Regions from separate parts of the Homo sapiens genome. Here region 1 is linked to region 2. A link is an interaction called in ENCODE POLR2A ChIA-PET data of the cell type or tissue named here. Cell type or tissue: Panc1. All regions are shown on one strand. Links, peaks and the distances in the headings refer to the core of each region. The heading gives the core; the rest is flanking DNA. Region 1 has its middle 40 kb from the start of CCDC32. Region 2 overlaps CCDC9B (coiled-coil domain containing 9B).

Evidence for each region. Peaks named below come from ENCODE experiments on the same cell type or tissue, not always from the same donor. Only the 100,000 strongest peaks of a DNase experiment are listed, where the experiment ranks them.
Region 1: POLR2A ChIA-PET joins it to region 2 with 26 read pairs; 2 of 35 experiments call an interaction of 5 or more read pairs at or near these places.

The regions. Positions count from the first base shown.
Region 1 is chr15:40,522,740-40,528,116 of GRCh38, reverse strand. It overlaps a transcript of CCDC32 not described here. Among named protein-coding and RNA genes, the nearest start is that of CCDC32, 40 kb to the left of the region's middle. In Panc1, for the core only: no CTCF peak of the experiment used is centred there; no DNase peak of the experiment used is centred there.
Region 2 is chr15:40,326,671-40,332,047 of GRCh38, reverse strand. It overlaps CCDC9B (coiled-coil domain containing 9B), which reads left to right. Exons shown (of 11, transcript NM_207380.3): 11 at 1-596. It overlaps INAFM2 (InaF motif containing 2), which reads right to left. Exons shown (of 1, transcript NM_001301268.2): 1 at 5,333-5,377. It also overlaps the pseudogene RNA5SP392. Among named protein-coding and RNA genes, the nearest start is that of INAFM2, 5.7 kb to the right of the region's middle. In Panc1, for the core only: no CTCF peak of the experiment used is centred there; no DNase peak of the experiment used is centred there; H3K27ac peaks cover 684 bases.

The DNA.
Region 1 (5,377 bases), core at 218-5,217, 200 kb before region 2:
CCCTGTGCTGAAGGTTGTAAACTGCTCAGTCAGTATCGACCGCTGAGGCTGATTTCTGTTGAAAAGATTATTGCCCATTTTTATCTATCAAATTGACAAAATTACTGAAGATAGGCCACAGGGAGTAGGGGAAAGGGCCTTCTTGTACACTAGTAGTAGCGGAATGAATGGGTACAATCTTGATACCTGGTATCTTAGTCTGTTTTCTGTTGCTTATAACAGAATATCTAAAACTGAGCAATTTATAAAGAAAAGAAGTGTATTTCTTACTCTTATGGAGGCTGAGAAGTCCAAGGTCAAGGGGCTGTATCTGGTGAGAGCCTTCTTGCTGGTGGGAACTCTCTTCAGCGTCCCAAGGCAGAGCACAGCACCACATGGTGAGGGGGCTGAACGTGCTAATGTGCTAGCTCAGGTCTCTCTTCCTCTTCTTATAAAGCCACCAGCTCCCCTCCCACAGTAACCCATTAATCCACGAATTTATGAATGAAAGAACCCATCTGTGAGAAAGCAGAGCCCTCATTATCCAATCACCTCTTAAAGACCCCACTTCCCAATACTGCCACACTGGGAATTAAGTTTCAACAAGAGTTTTGGAGGGTACAAATATTCAAACCATAGCACCTATGTACAACAATTAAGAACATTCGGTGGGGTGCGGTGGCTCTCGCCTGTAATCCCAGCACCTTGGGAGGCCGAGGCAGGTGGATCGCTTGAGATCAGGAGTTCGAGATCAGCCTGGGCAACATGGTGAAACCCTATCTCTACTAAAAATACAAAAATTAGATAGGCATGGTGGCCCACATCTGTAGTCCCAGCTACTCGGAAGGCTGAGGCAGGAGAAATGCTTGAACCCGGGAGGCAGAGGTTGCAGTGAGCTGAGATCGTGCCACTGCACTCTAGCCTAGGTGACAGAGTGAGACAGTGTTACAAAAAAAAAAAGCAGTTCGAGACCAGCCTAGGCAACACAGTGAAAGCCTGTCTCTACTAAAAATACAAAAATCGGCCCAGCATGGTGGCCTGCACCTATAATCCCAGCTACTTGGAAGGCTGAGACGGGAGGATCATTTGAACCTGGGAGGCAGAGGTTGCAGTGAGCTGAGATCACATAACTGTACTCCTGTATCGGTGTACTGCTGCTCTGGCAAGACCCTGTCTCAAAAAAGAAAGTAAAATAAAAAATTCAGTATATTTACTTTATTATTATTATTTTTATGAGTCAGAGTCTCGCTTTATCACCCAGGCTGGAGTGCAGTGACGCTCACTGCAACCTCCACCTCCCAGGTTCAAGCGATTCTCCTGCCTCAGCATCCTGAGAAGCCAAGACTACAGGCACATGCCACCATGCCCAGCTAATTTTTGTATCTTTAGTAGAGATGGGTTTTTGCCATGTTAGCCAGGCTGGTCTTGAACTCCTGACCTTAGGTGATCTGCCCGCCTCGGCCTCCGAAAATGCTGGGATTACAGGTGTGAGCCACTGCGCCCAGCCAGCACATTTGTTCTAATTAAGCAGTTTCCCTTATAGGAGTCTATTAGAAATATTTACAAATGTGTACAAGGTCATATGACAAAGGCATTCACTGCAGCATTACTTGTAATGGAAAAGTATATGGAGACAATCTGAATGTCTAAAATTAGTTAAATTCTGGAGTTGTGAAACTGCCTTGCTATGGACTACCATGTGACTGTCAATAATAATGATGGAGATCATTATGTACTGATGTGGAAAGATTTTATGCTTTTAAGAAAAAACAGCAAGTTACAGTATTATTTTCAGTTATATAAAACAGTACCTGGCATACAGTAGCTAATCAATAAATATTTATTGAGCTGAAAGAGCATGAGCCCAGCCTGTTAAAAACAAATGACCCCCCAACACACACTTACAAACAAGCCCACATATTTTCATGAAAAAAAATGTTCTGGAAGGACAGTAACCACTGTCAATTGTGTTTATCCCTAGTGCATGAGCAGCTTTAACTTTCTCTGGCTCTGGTCTACACAGCCCACATTGTGTGAGGTGAGGCCGCAGTGGGCCCACACAGGCACCAGGCAGTTCACAGGTGTTGTTGCAGAGGTCTTTCGTCTGCACTCTCAGTGGGAAAGAACAGTAAAGCCCAACCACCCCAGCCACCATCCACGGTGACTTGCAGGTCATGGAGAGAAAAAAAAAAAAGGCCAAGGACAAAGATATGTAATTATTGACACTATTTTATTTATACCTAAGGAGAGACACCAAAGTATGAGCATCCAAGGGCCAGGGCATTGGGTGGACCAGACATTATGGGTGGGTGGCTTCTAAGGCTTGGAGAACCCAGGCCAGAGGCCACCCAGTATTCCCTGAGCACCTGTGGCTGAATCCTGAATGTCCTGGGTCTCTGCACTCAAAGCTTAAGGGAGAAACAAGGGGTGTCAGGCAGGGTCAGCTCTGAGGAGCAGGCGAGGTCCCAGTGGCCTGCCAGGGTGAGGTCAAAGGAGCTGAGGTCTGGGTAAGAGGACACTTCAGGTCAGTTACAGTGGCCTGAGAAGGACTGGTAGGCCTCCCTGAGGTCTTGGAAATAAGTCTAAAAGAGTGTGGCTTTAGAATATTTAGAAGGACTTTTTCAGAATTTAGGAGACATAACATAGTTTGGGGAGACTTTAGAGGAAGAGTGCTCAGCCATACATGGTGGCTCATGCCTGTAATCCCACCACTTTGGGAGGCTGAGGCGGGCGGATTACCTAAGGTCAGGAGTTTGAGACTAGCCTGGCCAACATAGTGAAACCCTGTCTCTACTAAAAATACAAAAATTGGCCGGGCGCAGTGGCTCACGCCTGTAATCCCACCAATTTGGGAGTCGAAGGTAAGTGGATCACGAGGTCAGGAGTTCGAGACCAGCCCGGCCAAGATGGTAAAACCCCATCTCAACTAAAAATACAACAAAATTAGCCAAGCACAGTGGCAGGCGCCTGTAATCCGAGCTACTCTGGAGGCTGAGGCAGAATTGCTTGAACCCGGGTGGCAGAGGTTGCGGTGAGTTGAGATTGTGCCACTGCACTCCAGCCTGGGCGACAGAGTGAGACTCCATCTCAAAAAAAAAAAAGAACAGCTTGGCTGGGCATGGTGACTCATGCCTGTAATCCCAGCACTTTGGGAAGCTGAGTGAGGGGAATGCTTGAGCCCCAGGAGTTGGGAGACCAGCCTGGGCAACATAGCGAGACTCTGCCTCTACAAAAAATTAAAAAATTAGCTGGGCATAGTGGCATAGGCCTGTAATCATAGCTACACAGGAGGCTGAGGCAGGAGGATTGCTTGACCCCAGGAGGTCGAGGCTGTAGAAAACCTGAGCAACAGAACAAGACCCAGTCTCCAAAAAAAAAAAAAAAAAAAAAAAAAAAAAGAAAGAAAAAGAACAGCTTGATGAATTTTTCCAAAGGTATACACACATGTAACCACCACCCCAATGAAGACAGAGCCTTTCCATCATTCCAGAAAGTTCTCTCATGCCTCTTTGCAGCCAATTGCCCCAACCCCCATAAGCCCCAGGCAACCACTGATCTGCTGTCCCTATAGCTTAGTTTTGTCCATTCTAGAATTTTACATAAATCCAGTTATACAGTACATACTCTTTTGTGTCTGGCTTCTTTCACTCAACATAATATTTTTAAGATTATGCATGTTGTGGCTGGGCGCGGTGGCTCAGGCCTGTAATCCCAGCACTTTGGGGAGGCCGAGGTGGGCGGATCACGAGGTCAGGAGATCGAGATCATCCTGGCTAACACGGTGAAACCCCGTCTCTACTAAAAATACAAAAAATTAGCTGGGCGTGGTGGCGGGTGCCTATAGTCCCAGCTACTCGGGAGGCTGAGGCAGGAGAATGGCGTCAACCTGGGAGGCTGGAGCTTGCAGAGCCGAGATCGCGCCATCGCACTCCAGCCTGGGCGACAGAGCCAGACTCCCGTCTCAAAAAAAAAAAAAAAAAAAAAAAAAAAAGATTATGCATGTTGTGTGTATCAATAATTTGTTCTTCTTTTAAATTACTGACTTGTCTTTAATTGTTCTGGATATACCACAATTTACTTATCCATTCTCCCGTCAACTGATATTTGTGTCCAGTTTTTGGCTACTGTGAATAAAACAGCTATGAACATTCATGTACAGCTGTTCTGTGAATATACATTTTCTTTTATCTTGGGTAAATACCACAAAATGGAACTACTGTTATGTCTGTTAGTTTTATTTTTAAAAACTGCCAATATGTTTTCTAAAGTGGTTGTCCCATTTAACACTCCCACCAGCAATGAATGAGAGTTCTAATTGTTCCATGTGTTCATCAGGACTTGGTAGTATCAGTCTTTAATTTTAGCCATTCTGGTGGGTGTGTATTTCACTGTGGCTTTAATTTGCATTTCTCAGTTGGCTATTGATATTGAGCATATTTTCATTTGTTTATTGACCCTTTTTATATCCTATTTAATAAACTATCTTTTACCTATTTACTTTTATAATTCAAAAAATTTGTTCAACACAATTTTACTGAAGTAGTTGAGGTAATTATGGTTATTTCCTTTTTACAGGTAAGGAAAATAAATCCAGAGAGACTTATCCACCTTTTCCTTTTTTTTTTTTTTTTTTGAGATGGAGTTTCGCTCTTGTTGCCCAGGCTAGAGTGCAATGGCGGGATTTTGGCTCACCACAACCTCCGCCTCCCAGGTTCAGGCAATTCTCCTGCCTCAGCCTCCTGAGTAGCTAGGATTACAGGCATGCGCCACTATGCCTGGCTAATTTTGTATTTTTAGTGGAGACGGGGTTTCTCCATGTTGGTCAGCCTGGTCTTGAACTTCTGACCTCAGGTGATCCACCCACCTCAGCCTCCCAAAGTGCTGGGATTACAGGCATGAGCCACCGCGCCCAGCGCTTATCCACCTTTTCTTGTAACAGATAACCAGCAGCTGGCCAGGTACAGTGGCTCACTCTTGTAATCCCAGCACTTTGGGAGGCTGAGGTGGGTGGATCACTTAGTAGAGATGAGGTTTCACTATGTTGGCCAGGCTAGTCTCAAACTCCTGACCTTAGGTAAGTTCAGGAGTTGAAGACCAGCCTGACTAACATGGCGAAAACACACTCTCTACTAAAAATACAAAAATTAGCCAGGCGTGGTGGCATACTCCTATAATCCCCACTACTCGGGAGGTTGAGGCGGGAGAATCGCTTGAACCCTGGAGACCGAAGTTGCAGTGAGTGAGACTGCGCCACTGCCCTTCAGTCTGGGCAACAAGAGCGAAATAGTTTCAAAAAAAAAAAAAAAAAAGAAAGGAAAACCAGAAACCTGTGGCAGCACCTCTGAGTTATGCTGAGCAACTGTCCGTACTGCAAAGGTAGGGACTGTCCTCCTCAGGC
Region 2 (5,377 bases), core at 205-5,204:
ACAGGGCTGGGGGCCTGGAAAAAGGAGGGCACACAGGAGGAGGGAGGAGCTGGTAGGGAGATGCTGGCTTTACCTAAGGTCTCGAAACAAGGAGGGCAGAATAGGCAGAGGCCTCTCCGTCCCAGGCCCATTTTTGACAGATGGCGGGACGGAAATGCAATAGACCAGCCTGCAAGAAAGACATGTGTTTTGATGACAGGCAGTGTGGCCGGGTGGAACAAGCACAGGCCTTGGAATCCAATGGACTGAATCAGAACCCTAGGCCTGCCATCTGTCAGCCGGGTGACCTGGGTCAATTTTAGCCTCTAAAAGCCTCAGTCTCCTTATCTGCAAAATGAGGCTTGTGATACCTGTTTTGAAGGGTTGCTGAGAAAATTAAAGATAAGGGTATCCAAAATAGTCTACGGCCATACCACCCTGAACGTGCCTAATCTCGTAAGCTAAGCAGGGTCAGGCCTGGTTAGTACCTGGATGGGGAGAGTATGGAAAACATACCTGCCCGCAGTTGGAGTTGGACTCTGTCTTAACAGTAGCGTGGCACACAGAAGGCACTCAGTAAATACTTGTTGAATAAATGAAGTAGCGATTTGGTGTGATCTCTGTCTACTTTGTTTTCTATCTTTTCCTTACCTTCTCTTCTAGCCTCATCTTTGCTGGAGGGGCGGGGGGTGGGGGCACTCAATGCACTTTCAGAGAAACAAGGAACCGTCTGTAAAGATTATCCGGCCCACCAGGTGAGCTTCCTTCAGTCCCATGGGGGTCCAGTGGAGTCTCAGCCTCGAGCAGTGCCCCTGCTTTACCAAGGAGTGTTCTTTGACCTCCCCTACTGGCTCCATCACACTTACCCCCCTTCACCCTGCACGCTGCGCTGCGCTTGCAGCTCACAGGGGTTCCTCCTCTCTTCTGTCTACCTCAATAGCAATCTCACACTCACATCACAGTTTTCTGCTTATTTTCCCCAGAAACAAACCCCCTTGAGGAGTTTGCTCTGTGTGTCCCAGAGTTGTTTTGTCACCCAAAGGAGCAGCATGACTAGCGTTTGCTATGGTCAAGGGACAGGAACTGGGGATCCTTGGAAGCAGGAGAGCTTAGCTTATCTAACAAGGCACAAGTTTGGAAGGTTGCACCACAGTCACCTCCAGCCCCGACCCTGTCAGGGACGAGAACAACAGGAAAAGATCGCACTCACCCCCCAAAACAAGAAGGAACTGTCAAAAATCCTAATACAGCCACATTTTCTTATTTTAGGGACTAAATCAAGGGGAGGGGCCAAGGGAATAGAACTAGACACCATGTCACTTCCATCTTGAGTCACTTATCCATGTCCACACACCCCACACACATCTCTGAGCAAGGGTTATCAGGGCTCATGAGGAAGGGTTGACAGGGGTTGACCACAACCCCACCAAAGTGGGAGAACTCAAGGCTGGGAGAGGGAAGGAGAGCAGCCAGCAGAAAGCATGGACTGCAGCTGCTTTCTCTCAAGTCTGCTGGGCCTTACGTCACAGCTGCTCATTAAGCACCCACTTGACGCCGGGGAAGTGAAATAGCACAGACCTGGCACCAGAAAGAACAAATGTGGCACCCACTGCTCCTTTTAAGGACTGGCTCAAGAAGCAGCAGGCCTCAGGGCAGGAGGTGAGGCAAACACAGCAGTACCTTCGCGGGAGAGGGAGGGGACTCGTTCAGGGCTGCCTCCTTTTTAACAAGCTCTCCAGGGCAAGTTCTGTGGCAACTGTCAAAAATAATGGACAATGCAGCCTTTTTCCCTTTTCTTATAAGCACTAGGGACACTATTTCCTCTTCCCCCAGCAGGACTGCTGTCTTTAACCAAGAGAAAGGGTCAAAAGGCACCTCGATGACCATCTGTCAAAACAGAAATACCCTACCCCTAAGTTACAGCATCAGAGGAAAAGGGTGGGCCAGTGGTTCTGACTTCAGTGTGCATCAGCATCACCTGGAAGGCTGGTTAAAACAGAATGCCGGGCTTCGCTTTCTGAATTTCTTCTTCAGTTGGTCTGGGATGCGGCCTAAGCTGTCATTGTTCTAACACATTCCCGGGTGACGCTGATGCTGCTAGTCTAGACACTGGTGTAATGTTTACCACCTACCCCTTCACATTTCTTTCTGTGCATCATATTGCCCAAGGGACAGACATTCCCTTGAAAATATATTACTTCATGTGTACACGTTGTACTTTTACTCCCAAGATCTCAAAGCCCTTTCATATCTATAACCTCCATTTGCTCTCAGGAATTCCCATTTGGTTAGCAGAAAAGAGAGAGGTCAAGGGCCTTAACTAATGCCATTGTTGAGTCCCCAGGCTTCCCATCTTCCAGTTCAGGGGTCCCTCCCAAGAACACACAGTCTCCCTGCCCAGGGCCTTGTGATGCCGTGAGCTGTCTATACCTCTAAGCCTGACTGCTGTGACTCTACACCATCCAGGATACCAGCAAGGAGCTGAGGGAGCAGGTGGGCCTCCAGGACACAAGTGTGGGGAGACCTCAACTAATGACTCTGAACACTGAGGTAGCAGAGAAAGGTATACGTATGTCAAAGGAAATCCTTGGTAATCAATGCAATTGCTTTTTTTTGGACAAGTTGGTTTTTGGAGTTTTGAGGCTTACTTAGCACACTGTAGACACCAAATAAAGACCTAAACTAAACTAAAGTTCTTGAATTAAAGGTAATGGTTTGTGGAAAATATCCCTAAGGATATTGGCTAAAATCTTATTGCTATTTAACTGATAAGCTATTGCAAAAACAGAATACTGAAGTTAAGAAAACAGGATAGTTTGACAAGGGGAGACTTGCGGGCATGACTGTAAATTCCTTGAGAGTGATTTTCTGGTCCTTTAGTGGTAGCTTAACAAATGTTTATAGAATTGAATGGGGCACAGGATCCAGTGAGGAGCACTGACCAGGTGGCTCCCATGCTGGGTATTTCTGCATTTAGGGTGGAAAGCCTGGTAGAGTCTAGGTGAGGGGTAAAGAGAAGTTTGTTTGCTTTTTCAGTTAGCTACTGGAGGGGACAAAAAGCATAACACAGGCTTTCTGGCAGCAGAAAACCACAGGCTATGTCAGCAAGTAAAACAGAGGTAACCAAAAAAACTGTCGACAGAGCAGATATTTTTATAGCTTAACATGAGGCTGCAGGGCTGGGACCTAGGAGACAATGAATGGATCACATATCCTATGGTGTGTCCGTTAAGCACCATATGGAATACCACTGTGGACTTGCGGCACCCGGAAAGAACAGGAAGGCCAAGGCCGAGTCCTTCAACTTGGAAATAAAAAAACTGAGGCTAGAGAGATCAGTGCAGCTATGATTTGCAGGGGTTTTCTTTAGCAACCCACCTCCTTGAACCAGATTATGGGCTGTGGATACGGGTATGCAAGTAGATTATGACAGGGACACCACAATGACACTAAGGCTGATTCCATCAGCACCCAGCACCCACTGGGTGCTGATCAACTCAGAGATCAACAAATTCTGAGTACCCACTGCCAGGCACTGAGTGAGTACTGGTCATGAGAAACAGGCAAAGCCACTGCAGTTTCTCCTTCCACTGAGGGAGATGGAAAACGAAAAGTATAGCTGTGGCCCTTTTGTTACTGAACTGAAATTCCAGAAATACCTCCATTCTCTGTAGACAGGAAAGAGAGGACAATTATTACCCCTTTTACATAGCTGTGGTAGTCCTAAAGCTTGTGACCTGACCTTTCAGCTCTCCTTAAAGAAACATGTAGAAACAAGTAGATGCTATGCATTCAGCATTTCAAGACAGGATATAAATACTCCACGAAAGAACACGCTATCTCAGAATTCCCCAGTGAAAACTGAAAAAACAAGGTAGACAGAAAAGCTTCCAAAACATGGTCTCATACCATGTGGAAATCTAGGGCTGTTAGGAAGAGAAATATTTCTTATGCTTAAAACCTCAGAGAAACACTTCATTGTACCTTAACATTAATGGGGAAAGTGAAGATACCCTCACAAACTCAGCCTAATGGGTTCCTTCCCTGATCCTCCACCCCCCAAAACTTCACTTTCAAAACAGGCTTATCTCTTTCTTCAAGTTCAGGCCGTCAGGGAATAAATGAATGCACACCGTTAACTTCTAATATAAGCAAACACCTAGAAAGGGTCCTGGTAGTCCCGGTGCAAAGCCTTTGAAGGAAAGTAACCCCCTCTGCACAGATCTCTCCTTCCTGGCTTAAAACTTGATGGACAATTTTGCAGCTGATTTCTAACCCTTGGAAATAAAGCTATTCAGACCACTGCTCCTCAGCCAACCAGGCCCTGTCTCGTCGGCTAGCAGGCTCCCACTGTACATATTGCTGTATGTGCCCAACATGTGAAGCCGCCGTGGGCAGCTGTAGAAGCCACATGTCACTGTCTGCAAAAAGGAGGGGCCGACCAAAAGAGCCTTGGAAACTCTTTCACTCCCCTTCTGCTCTACCTTACCAAGCCCTCTCTCAGAAAGCCATTGTGTAGGCTGAAGAGGGAAATAAAAGAAGGGCAGACTTTTTCCATGCCTCCCTGCAGACTACAAGGTAATGTAAAAGAACAGTAGCTACCCCCCAACGGCTCTGCTGAAGTGCAGGCCTCAGGGGGCCCCACCAACACTGGCTTCTCACTCCGGATTTGTACCGGGCAGTATTGTCTAATAATGAGCTGAGCTCAATTGCTTACCATATATTTTGCAGCATAACTAATCCCTTATATTTGTGCCTTTCACCCACATGTCTTTTTTGTTTGCTTGAAGGGAAGAAAAAAACCTCACCTTTGAAGCAACCTAAACCTCTCAGCCATTTACCTCCTCCATGGTAGACAAAGCTCTGACCAAGCACCACAGATGTACACTTGCCTTTCTGGTGTTAGCACTTCTTGAGTTATCTAGAGGCCAATGGTTGAAAGGTGAGGACAGTGATGCTATCAGGCAGCTTATCCTCACCTCAGTGCTTAGCCAGCTAAATGTTTGCAGTAAATCTTAATATTCATGCTTACTGGTCCCTTAGCTTTGTCAGCTAGGCATCTGCTCTGGTAAAGCACAACTTTTTCTCAGCCTGTTTAAGGTTGGCAAAAGGTGGCTGAGCTAGAGATCACTGTTCTTCCACCCCGGGATTGCTTCCCGACTAAGATGGATTCTGCCGCCCTTCGCTAATCAATTCATTCAAGCCATCAGGCACTGAGAACAGCAGGGCAATTGCTTTTTCCTCCTCAACCTATTCATCACCATCCATCCATCACACCTCAGACCACTTACTCTTCCAACCTCTACTCCGTCCCCACGAAGCACAGTAAGAGAAATGATCAACTTACACAGGCTTAGGCAGAGTTCTTAGGATGTATTTTTGTTCACCTGAAAAATAA